Regions from separate parts of the Homo sapiens genome. Here region 2 is linked to region 1. A link is an interaction called in ENCODE POLR2A ChIA-PET data of the cell type or tissue named here. Cell type or tissue: Panc1. All regions are shown on one strand.

What was found. Peaks named below come from ENCODE experiments on the same cell type or tissue, not always from the same donor. Only the 100,000 strongest peaks of a DNase experiment are listed, where the experiment ranks them.
Region 2: POLR2A ChIA-PET joins it to region 1 with 5 read pairs; 1 of 35 experiments calls an interaction of 5 or more read pairs at or near these places.

Annotation. Positions count from the first base shown.
Region 1 is chr11:76,692,250-76,697,249 of GRCh38, forward strand. It overlaps the pseudogene GUCY2EP. Among named protein-coding and RNA genes, the nearest start is that of LRRC32, 24 kb to the left of the region's middle. In Panc1, no CTCF peak of the experiment used is centred here; a DNase peak (open chromatin) is centred at 2,616.
Region 2 is chr11:75,340,187-75,345,186 of GRCh38, forward strand. The region is part of intron 1 of ARRB1 (arrestin beta 1); the gene reads right to left. Among named protein-coding and RNA genes, the nearest start is that of MIR326, 7.5 kb to the left of the region's middle. RefSeq lists enhancers at 335-1,198, 562-751, 1,199-2,062. In Panc1, CTCF peaks have their summits at 2,543 (motif pointing left) and 2,755; no DNase peak of the experiment used is centred here; H3K4me3 peaks cover 757 bases; H3K27ac peaks cover 5,000 bases.

The DNA.
Region 1 (5,000 bases):
TGAGCCCTGTGATCAGCGGATCTAGAGTGCTAAGATCCCACCATCTGTGATTCTCTCCAGCCTTCACAATGGAAGGACCTGGTATGGTGGCCTCCCCTGGGGTGGGAATGCAGCTCCTGAAGGTCAGGAGCGAGGGGGCTTGAGAACATGAGGGTCGGGGCTGGCTGGGCTGGAGGTTCCATGTCCCATCCTGGGCCAGGGCTCTATGGGATGAATATTGTCCTTGGAGCCCTTGGGCCAGCCTGAAGAGCCTAAGGTTGGCATGCTGCCCTCCCCATACCTCTCTGCCCTCCGCACACCTCTCTGCCCTCCACACACCTCTCTGCCCTCCCCACACCTCTCTGCCCTCCGCACACCTCTCTGCCCTCCGCACACCTCTCTGCCCTCCGCACACCTCTCTGCCCTCCCCACACCTCTCTGCCCTCCCCACACCTCTCTGCCCTCCGCACACCTCTCTGCCCTCCCCACACCTCTCTGCCCTCCGCACACCTCTCTGCCCTCTGCACACCTCTCTGCCCTCCCCATACCTCTCTGCCCTCCGCACATCTCTCTGCCCTCCCCACACCTCTCTGCCCTCCCCACACCTCTCTGCCCTCCACACACCTCTCTGCCCTCCACACACCTCTCTGCCCTCCACACGCCTCTCTGCCCTCCACACGCCTCTCTGCCCTCCCCACGCCTCTCTACCCTCTCCACGCCTCGCTGCCCTCCCCACAACTCTCTGTGTCCCTTTCTGGCATAAGTCATCCATTCCTCAGGACGCCCAGTGTTCACCCCCCTAAATAAGACACATCTGCCCTGACTTATTCCAGCTCACTCTCCCCTAACCCCAGCCATACAGAGCAAAGGATTCCACATTTGCTGGCCTTCACGGGCTGTGTGATCATGAACAAGTTGCTGCCCGTCTCTGTGCTGCACCCTCCTGCACCGACGTTCCACAGTGTAATGAAGTGAGTCCCATATGGCACCGAATTTCTGGGACCCAGTGCATCAGGCCTTTAAGCTAGATTGCTCCGGTCTCCCTGCTAGACCTGGCTTCAGCTTAGGAATTTGAGGAAGAGGAGGTGGGGTAGGAAGAAAAGTCACTGAAAGGAATGCTGTACCATTGCCTTTATAGAATGGTAATGTTGAGAGAGAATGCACAGGTTACAGACCTTTCTCTGCCTTTGAGGTAATCATGAGCATTAACAACCCAACATTACACTGTAACAGCAGAGAACTGGCCTTGGGACTGGTGGGTACACAGAGAAGGCATGGCAGTCACTGTTTGTGGGGAAGGAGGAGGAAGATGAGTGTTCCTGGGTCAGGGTAGGCTGCAGTGAGAGGTGATGTCTGATCTGGGATTCTGAGGGATGGGCAGGAGCCCAGCAGTGCTATGGAGAAGGCACAAGCTTTGGAGCCATGAGATCTGAATTACGAGCTATGTGACTTTGACAAGCCACTCTGCCTCTTTAATTGAATTTTTTCAACTGTAAAATGGGGACAACGATGCTCCTTTCATTATTACTATGAGTGATAAATATTTTGATGTGTGTTGTACACTGGCGTGCTACACAGACAGGTCATCAGGAGAAGTGACTTCTCTGTCCTGGCCTTTCCTCTCACAAGGAGCAAGATGGCTCCCAGGAAGCAATGTTTCTTTAGAATTTGGAGAGCATAGAGGGCATGTAAAGGTGACCAGCTACATCCCCAACTTGGGCAGCCACATCAGTCAGATAAGAATCTTTCCTGCTTCCCACAGAAACTGGATCCTTGGAGACTTTTCCCACAAAGACCACAAAATTCTCTCACCTTCAGCTCAGTCTGACCTCTGATATCAATTTGGTAGCTTTCATCAAGGCTGAGCAGTATCTGGACAGTGCTTTGGCTGACATGAATTCTGTATGCTGAGAAGAAAGGCAGTCATCAGATCATCACCTGGTGACAGCATACCTAGTATTTGGTAAAATCATTAAGAGGCTGCGACGACTGCAGTTCCAATCAATCATACACATAGTGATGATTTATGCAATACCCTTCTTCTGGGCCTCTTGTCCCTCTAAATTGTTGGAACACTAAAAGAGACCCAGAGGCAAAGCAAATTACATAGGTTGAGTGCTAAGGGGAACTCACGATGGAGTCAGAACCCCTAGGAACATAATTTCTACTTGTAAGCAAGTCTGTGAAGGCTGAGTCTGAGAAGATACACAGTTTTTAGTTTTCTTTTAAGAGCAGGACTTCCCAGTAGAGCCATAGCGTCCAGCTATGCGGGATGTATGTACTCTGAACATTAAGGAGCAACTACCTACACAGCCAGAGGCAGAGGACCTGGGGCTTCAACATCTTAGCTGCTCTAGCCAAGCCATCATGGTAGCTCCTGCTGCCAGTAAGGGCCAAAAACGCTGGGGATGTCTTCATGGTGGTGTCAGGACTGCCCCAGCATAAAAGGAGGTGGCACGTGACCAATTAAAAAAAAAACACTTTAAAGGGTCTCCTCTTTGTACAATGGGGAAACTAAGGCCTACAGGAAGAACATTTTGCCCAAGGACACTAAGCAAGCCAGTTGCAGAGCCAGGGCTAGGACCCAGATTTCCTGCCTTTTGAGTCATTGTTTTCTCTGCTAATGCCCTCATGAGATCACCACAAATATTGTGTGGAAAGTTAAAAGAGCCAATGACGTATATCATCTCCGTCTATTAGGTTGGTGCAAAAGTAATTGCAGCTTTAGCCATTAGCTGTTTTTTTTCTTTCTTTCTTTCTTTTTTTTTTTTTTTTTTGCGATCTCGGTTCACTGCTCTGCCTCCCGGGTTTGGTGGTTCACGCCTGTAATCCCAGCACTTTGGGAGGCCAAGGCAGGTGGATCACAAGGTCAGGAGATCAAGACCATCCTGGCTAACATGATGAAACCCTGTCTCTACTGAAAATACAAAATATTAGCCGGGTGTGGTGGCATGCGTCTGTAATCCCAGTTACTCGGGAGGCTGAGGCAGGAGAATGGCGTGGTCATTAGTTTTAACGCCAAAATGGCTATTACTTTTGCACCAACATAGTAGTTGCTTTCCTGAAAAGTAGGGTACGCCGCCACCAGGTGGTGATTTGGTTACCAAGAACTATATTAAACAGCCAGGCCGCACAGGTTATTGAAAGAGTCTCTCCCCGGGCAGGATAGAAGTGTGAGATACTCATGCAGCCCTGTGGACTCCATCTGGGAAGCCGTGTTGACAGTGTCCCCAGAGAGGCAATACCAAGGCATCGTGAGACCCACGACCCCTGCTGCACAGGGCCCTGAAACTCGAATGTACCCAGTGAGCTCCAGCAGGTCTTGGACCAGAGAGAGAGCCCAGTGACAGCCTCACCCTTCTCTACCCTCCGTGCCATTCCCCACTGCACTTCCTGGGCTCCAGTTGCGGGGTGAGGATAAAGCTAACTGGAGTCTCCAATGACATCCAGAGAGGAGCTGATGCTTGTGCCAGGCTCTGTGCTGGAGGTGAGGGGCCGTAGATAGATCAGAGCCCCTCCCTGCTCTTGCGCAGCTCCCAGCCTGGTGGGGAGAGATGTGTAACCTGCAATCAAGGCTGTGATGAAAGAAGCACCAGGACTGTGCCAGCACCAAAAAGGGCCTCTAACCCAGCCCAGGGGACTTGCTGGAGAAGAGGATACATGTGCTCTGTTTTGAAGGATGAGAGAATGAGTGGGCAGGGAACAGCAGGTGCAGAGGCACAGAGGCAGGGAACCCGTGTGTGTGAAACTGCACACAGCAGAGTGTGGATGGAGGGCCATGCAGGAAGTGGTGGGAGATGCGGTTGGAGAGGCTATGGCAGTGGCGGGGCGGTGGTGGCAGCGCCAATGGACTTTATCCTGCAGGCGAGGGGAACCATGGTGGAAGGAGTAGGGACATGGGAAGGGTATACTCATGACTCTGAGGGCTCTCCCAGATCCATCCCAGCAATCATTTGGTTGTTTGCATGACCACAGAAGGTTTCTGTCCTGCCTCTTCCATCAGACTATCAGCATCACATATTCTCTTTTTTTTTTTTTGGAGACAGAATCTTACTCTGTTGCCCAGGTTGGAGTGCAGTGGCTCCATCTTGGCTCACTGCAACCTCCGCCTCCCGGGTTCAAGCAATTCTTGTGCCTCAGCCTCCTGAGTAGCTGAGATTACAGTCATGCACCACCACGCCCAACTAATTTTTGTATTTTTAGTAGAGACAGGGTTTCTCCATGTTGGCCAGGCTGGTCTCAAACTCCTGACCTCCTGTGATCCCACTGCCTGGGCCTCCCAAAATGTTCAGACTACAGGCGTGAGCCACCGTGCCCGGCCAGACTCTCTTATTTATAACATAATTAGGACCCCAAAATAATGTAAGGAAAAAGAAACGTAAAATGTTTTTACTATAGAGTTTTGAATCTCAGACATCCAGAAGCATGCCACTGGAGGCGTCCCAGCCAGCGCCCCAGGGAAGATTGGGAGATGGATGTGGCCCCCTCACCCTGGAGGCCCCTAGCCCATACCTGAATGCAGGCCAGCCCTGATGCAAATGGGCACGTTGGGTGCATGCCTCTTCCGGAAGTCACCCACAGAGCCAAGGATATCCAGAGCCATGTTATTGATCTCGGCCGCATGCTGACTGCCATTGCACTGAGGCAGCCCCCACACCACCATGTAGGCGTCCCCAATGGTCTCCACCTAGAAACCACAGCCTTCACAATCCAGCGTGAGAACATATCCTCGCTGGCCCACCACACATTCTGCTACACATGGCTGCTTCTCGGGAGTCCCAACCCGCCCCGTGGGTCTCTGGCCCGCAGTGCCATCTTTGCCAGGCCTCCAGTGCCAAGCACTTTAGCAACGATTGGATCTGTACATTTCAGATCACCTTTGTCTGTATTCCAGGTGACAGTGGCTTTTTTTTTTTTTTGTCTCTGGCCTCAGTCCACAAGCTCCTTGGTGGCAGAGCTGGGTACCCCATCTGCTCAAGGCCATACTGGCACATCAGGGATTAATTTGGAGAGGACCGTAT
Region 2 (5,000 bases), 1.4 Mb before region 1:
GCAGTTTGCAGGCAAATTATCTCAGGACGAGGCCTGTTTCCTCTAATGAGGCTTCCCCGCTTTGCAGCTCTGCTCCCAAGAGAGTTGGAGGGGACAATGCTCAGAGCCAACCCCAGAGGCCTGCACTGAGGAAGCATACATGGCTCACCATTCTACACAGTGTGGGCGGCACTACCACTATCCAAGGCAGGGGGATGCTCCCCACGACCTTCTGGGTGCAGGAATTCTGAGCAATGCAGCACCTCCTCCAAGGCCCCTCTGGGGAAACAGGGAGGAAAGGAGCAGGGAGGCATGCTCAGTTATGTAACCAGCTGCCTTGGAGTCAGAGTCCCTGGCATATCTCAGCCCAGCACTACGAGGAGAGGCTGTGGGGGCTGGGGGTCTTTCTTCTCTTTTGCTGCCTCCTCCAGACCTGGCAGACCCTGTAGCAGGCGCTGCTTTCCAAGTGCCTGAGCTCCAAGCAGGCACCTCCTACTTGGGGTTGGGAACCAGGAAAGCTGTTGTTTTCTGAGTGTGTGAAACAGTGGCCTGCTGGCTCCCTTGGCAGAAAGCCAGGCTCGGGGCTCTGCACAGGGGTGAGGGTTAAGAAAGAGGAGCCTGGGGCCAGGATGCCAAGGGACTTCCCTCCACAACCGCCCCCAGCTTCCTGCTCCCCAATCTCTCCCCACTTCCTCCTAGAGAATCTGCCGTGGGTGAGGGGCCAGAGGGGAGTGGCGCCAGCAGCCCCAGCACCACACTGCTGCTGCTGGCCCTGGGCAATCTCACTTCCCTTCCTGCCTTCCTTGGAGCTTCTCCGCTGGCCGGCACAGCCCCCACTCCCTGTGCCCCCACCCCCGCGCACTCAGCTGTGTACACTACCCTGGACCATGGAAAAGAGGGATGAAAGAGGAGGAAGGGGACATGGGAGAGGGAAGGAGCTGAGATCCACCCTCAGTCTTGAATGATGATGGCTTTTTTGTTGTTGTTGTTGAGACAGAGTCTCACTCTGTCACTCAGGCTGGAGTACAATAGTAAGATCTCAGCTCACTGCAACCTTCACCTCCCGGGTCCAAGCAATCCTCCCACCTCAGCCTCCCTGGTAGCTGGGATTACAGGTGTGTGCCACCACACCTGGCTAATTTTTGTATTTTTAGTAGAGACGAGGTTTCACCATGTTGGCCAGGCTGGTTTCGAACTCGTGACCTCAGGTCATCTGCCCACCTCAGCCTCCCAAGAGGCTGGGATTACAGGCGTCAGCCACCATGCCTGGCCGACAATGGCTTTTTATGAAGCCCTTACCCTCTCTGCCCACAGAAACCCCATTAATATTATTATACCTATTTCCCAAAGGAGAAAACTGAGGCCGGAGAGTTTAAGACCCAAGCTGAAGGTCATGGAGCTAGCAAGTGAGCAGTAGAGCAGAGTCTGCCTAACTCTGAATTCCAAACTCCAAACCTCCTGCCTCTAGCTCTGGGAGCCCCTCCTCCACACTCTCTGAGGGTGCTACTTGGGCAATTCCTACACAGATGGAAATGACACTGCCCAGCCCTGGGGAGGGAGCCCTCGGCCTTAAAGAGTCCCTCGCTGAGGACTAGTTTGGGAACCACAGGACAGTCCCAAAGACAGGACCAAGGCTCAAGGGCAGGACATGCTTGGGGAGCCAGGTGGGCAGACTGCTGCTCCCAACTGTCTTCCCTTCCCACCCAGTCTAGGCTGGCTCAGACTCCTACACTGTCTGCCACTTCCAGAAGGCAGGGCTGCCAGAGGCCAAGCTGTCCCGCCAGAATCACACTGCTGCTCACGCCCTCTCCCCTCCTAACGAGAGAAGGAAAGGGTCCTAGGGAGGAGCCTCTAGGCCAAAGCCTCTCCTACTTCCTGCTTGACACATAGAGAAACTGAGGCCCAATGAGGAAAAGCAGCTTGCCTATGGCAGCACAGGGACAGTGAAGAAGTGAGATCCCTGTCTCCCAGGCCAGAGCCCCTTCCCTCCATTCACCCCACTTGGGTGCTCTCCTCAGATGGCACCTTTGGGCATCTGCCCACTTCTCTCCCTCTTTCTCACCTTCCCTCTGCACTTCCTGCTTCCCTCTCCGAGCCCTGCTCTGCAGACCCATTTCTGAGCCTCCCCTGTTACATCTCCTCCCAGCCTCACCACCTCACCCCCCTTCCCTCTGCTCTGGGCCAAGGAGCAATGCTTGGGTGGTTTAATTAGCTGATTATGACCGCAGCCTGCTGGATGCAGTGCCCAGAATTCTGTCCCCAGTAATTAGGTGGGTTCTGAGTACTTGCCCAGTGGGGAGCCGATGGGGAGCTCTGTGCTCTGCCAGCCAAGGGAGGCTGTCCAGCTGAATAAAGAGCTCCTTGATCACCGGTGGGTCATCGGAAACCATGGTCCCCTCCTCAGGCCGGGTCAAACCACACTGGAGGGACTGCAGCCAGACCCAGATGTCCATCCTAAGGAGGGACTCCCTACTCTCCCATGCCACTGCCCACACCCGGGAAAGGCTCAGTACATGACTGAGGATGAGGATGAAGAATGGAGCGCGCCCTCCAGAGGCCGGGAGAGAATGGCTCCGTGGCCGGGGCACCTATTTAGGAAGTAGGATTGGACCAAGTAGACAGAGAGGCGCAGCAGGAACAAAGGCCCTGAGGCGGGAATGAGCCGCCAATCCCCTTCCCAGAGAGCTCTGGTTGTCAGAAAATACAGTCTTCAAGCAAGGTAAAGCTGAACATCCAGTGACCTCTGCCCTTTAGGTCACAAAGAATAATCTAATTCCTATGGCTCTGGGCTACTTTGAGATATTTTGAAATCAGCAATGATGTCCTATGGTCCTCACCAACCACACTGCCCACCCCCTAGAGTATCTCCTCCCAGCGAAATGCCTTGGCTGAACAAATATTTATGGAGCTCAGCGGCATGCCAGGTCTGCGCAGGTGCTGGGGACAAGCAGATCCAGGGTGCTCTTGAAAAGTTCTTGACCTCACAAGATGACATCATCACGAGTGTGCAAATAACCAGGACCTATGCAGGGAGGGAGGGATGAGTGCTGAGAGAGAGAGATTACAAGAAGGTCACAAAGCGCTGGGAATCCAGTGAGGGCTTCCCAGAGGAAGAGGTGTATGTGATCCAGGCCTTGAAGGATGGGACAGCTGTTGTATGTGGTCAAGTCAGCAATCAGGTACTGAAAGCCAGCAATAATACAGGCTTGTAATGAGGCCTTGGGAGGCTCAAAAAAATGAATCAAACAGGGTCCTTCCCTGGGGGAGCTCACAGCTGGGTTAGGGAGGCAGGGCCGGTGAGACGTCATATAAGCGATAAGAACCGCATAAAACTGACCTTGCACAGGGACTTTCTTTGCTTTATCTTACTTAATTTTAACTCAGTCCTCATGACAACCTACTACCCTATTTTACAGATAAGGGAGCCACAGCAGAGAAAGGGTTAAGTAATCAGGGAAGCCACCCAGCTGGTAAGTGTCAGAGCTGGGACTGGAAACCAGGAAATCTGGTTCTTCCAAGAGCCTAACCGCTATGCTAATCTGCTAATAATCCATGCTAATCAGATCACCGAAGGGCCTGCAGGTGCCCAGAGGAGGCCCCAGAGCAGCAGAGAAGGCTTCCTGGAGGAAGTGTTCCTGACCTGAGTATTTTTTTTTTTTTAAGACAGAGTCTTGCTCTGTCCCTCTGTCGCCCAGGCTGGAGTGCAGTGGCGTGATCTCGGCTCACTGCAAGCTCCGCCTCCCGGGTTCATGCTATTCTCCTGCCTCAGCCTCCGGAGTAGCTGGGACTACAGGCGCCCGCCACCACGCCCAGCTAATTTTTCATATTTTTAGTAGAGACAAGGTTTCACCGTGTTAGCCAGGATGGTCTCGAACTCCTGACCTCAAGTGATCCACCCGCCTCGGCCTCCCAAAGTGCTGTGATTACAGGCATGAGCCACTGCCCTGGACCTGCTACAGATGCTTTATGTCCCTGGAGGTGAACATGACTGCTGTTCAAGGACCTGATACCATGGGAGACAGCACTACCCTTTCGAGCAGTAGCCAATTCCTTCCTGGCCGCCAGCACCCAACACCCATCCCCACCCAGGACACACTCCCTGGTGGTCTCAGTCCCACTGGCCTGTAGCAGAGGCCTGAGACTTTGGCCGCCCAGAAGAAAGGTCACTCCTGGACCTGCTAGCAAAAGGGCCTCTCACCTGATTTGACTTCACAGGGAAACTAGGACCCAGAGAGGGTGCATGTCATGCCCAAGGTCACACAGCAATAAGTAAGCAGTAGAGCATGCCTCTGGGACCATTCTGAGATGGTGAGCCACAGCAGTCTACTCCCCACCCCTCCCCTGGCCCTATGCCAAAACCTGTCCATGCCCTTTGCACAAGGCAGGGGCAAGGGTGAAGAGGGAACAAACCTAGCAGAGGTTTGCTCACCCTCTGTCCAACCCTCTGTTCTCCAACCCCCTACTAGGACTCAAACCACCCCTAGGATGGACGCATCCTGCACACGGGAAGGCAGAAGAGAAGGTGCCCAGGAACCATCTGAGATGATACCTATTCTAATCCCAGGGCTCATGTGGGAGACAAGGCCCCAACTTCAGGAGCCCCCAGTGTGATGGGGGAAGAAAGGAAGAAAGAGTTCAGTCCAGTTCGACAAGCCTCCCTGCAAGGCTGAGGGAAGGGTGTGGCCGCACAAGGACCAAGTGAGTTGGTTGTGGGCTACAGGCCCAGGGCCAGCATGAAAGGGACCTCCTGCCTCATCCAGGCCCATACACGGGCTGTTGAACCACTGAATGGTTCAGACATTGCATCCTGCCTCCCGCTGACTCGACATCAGTCACAGTGCTTCCAGTGCTGAAGGCCCTTTAGACCAGCAGATCCCTCTCCAGGTGCAGGGAGGCAGAAGCTCAACTGTGGCCTCAGCCAGGTGCCGCCCAGCCCCAGGCAGAGGAAAAGCTGTTCAGTTCCTGCGGTGACCTTAGTCACACACAATTCTGGGGACCTGTCTTGTCCAACTCCCAGGGGC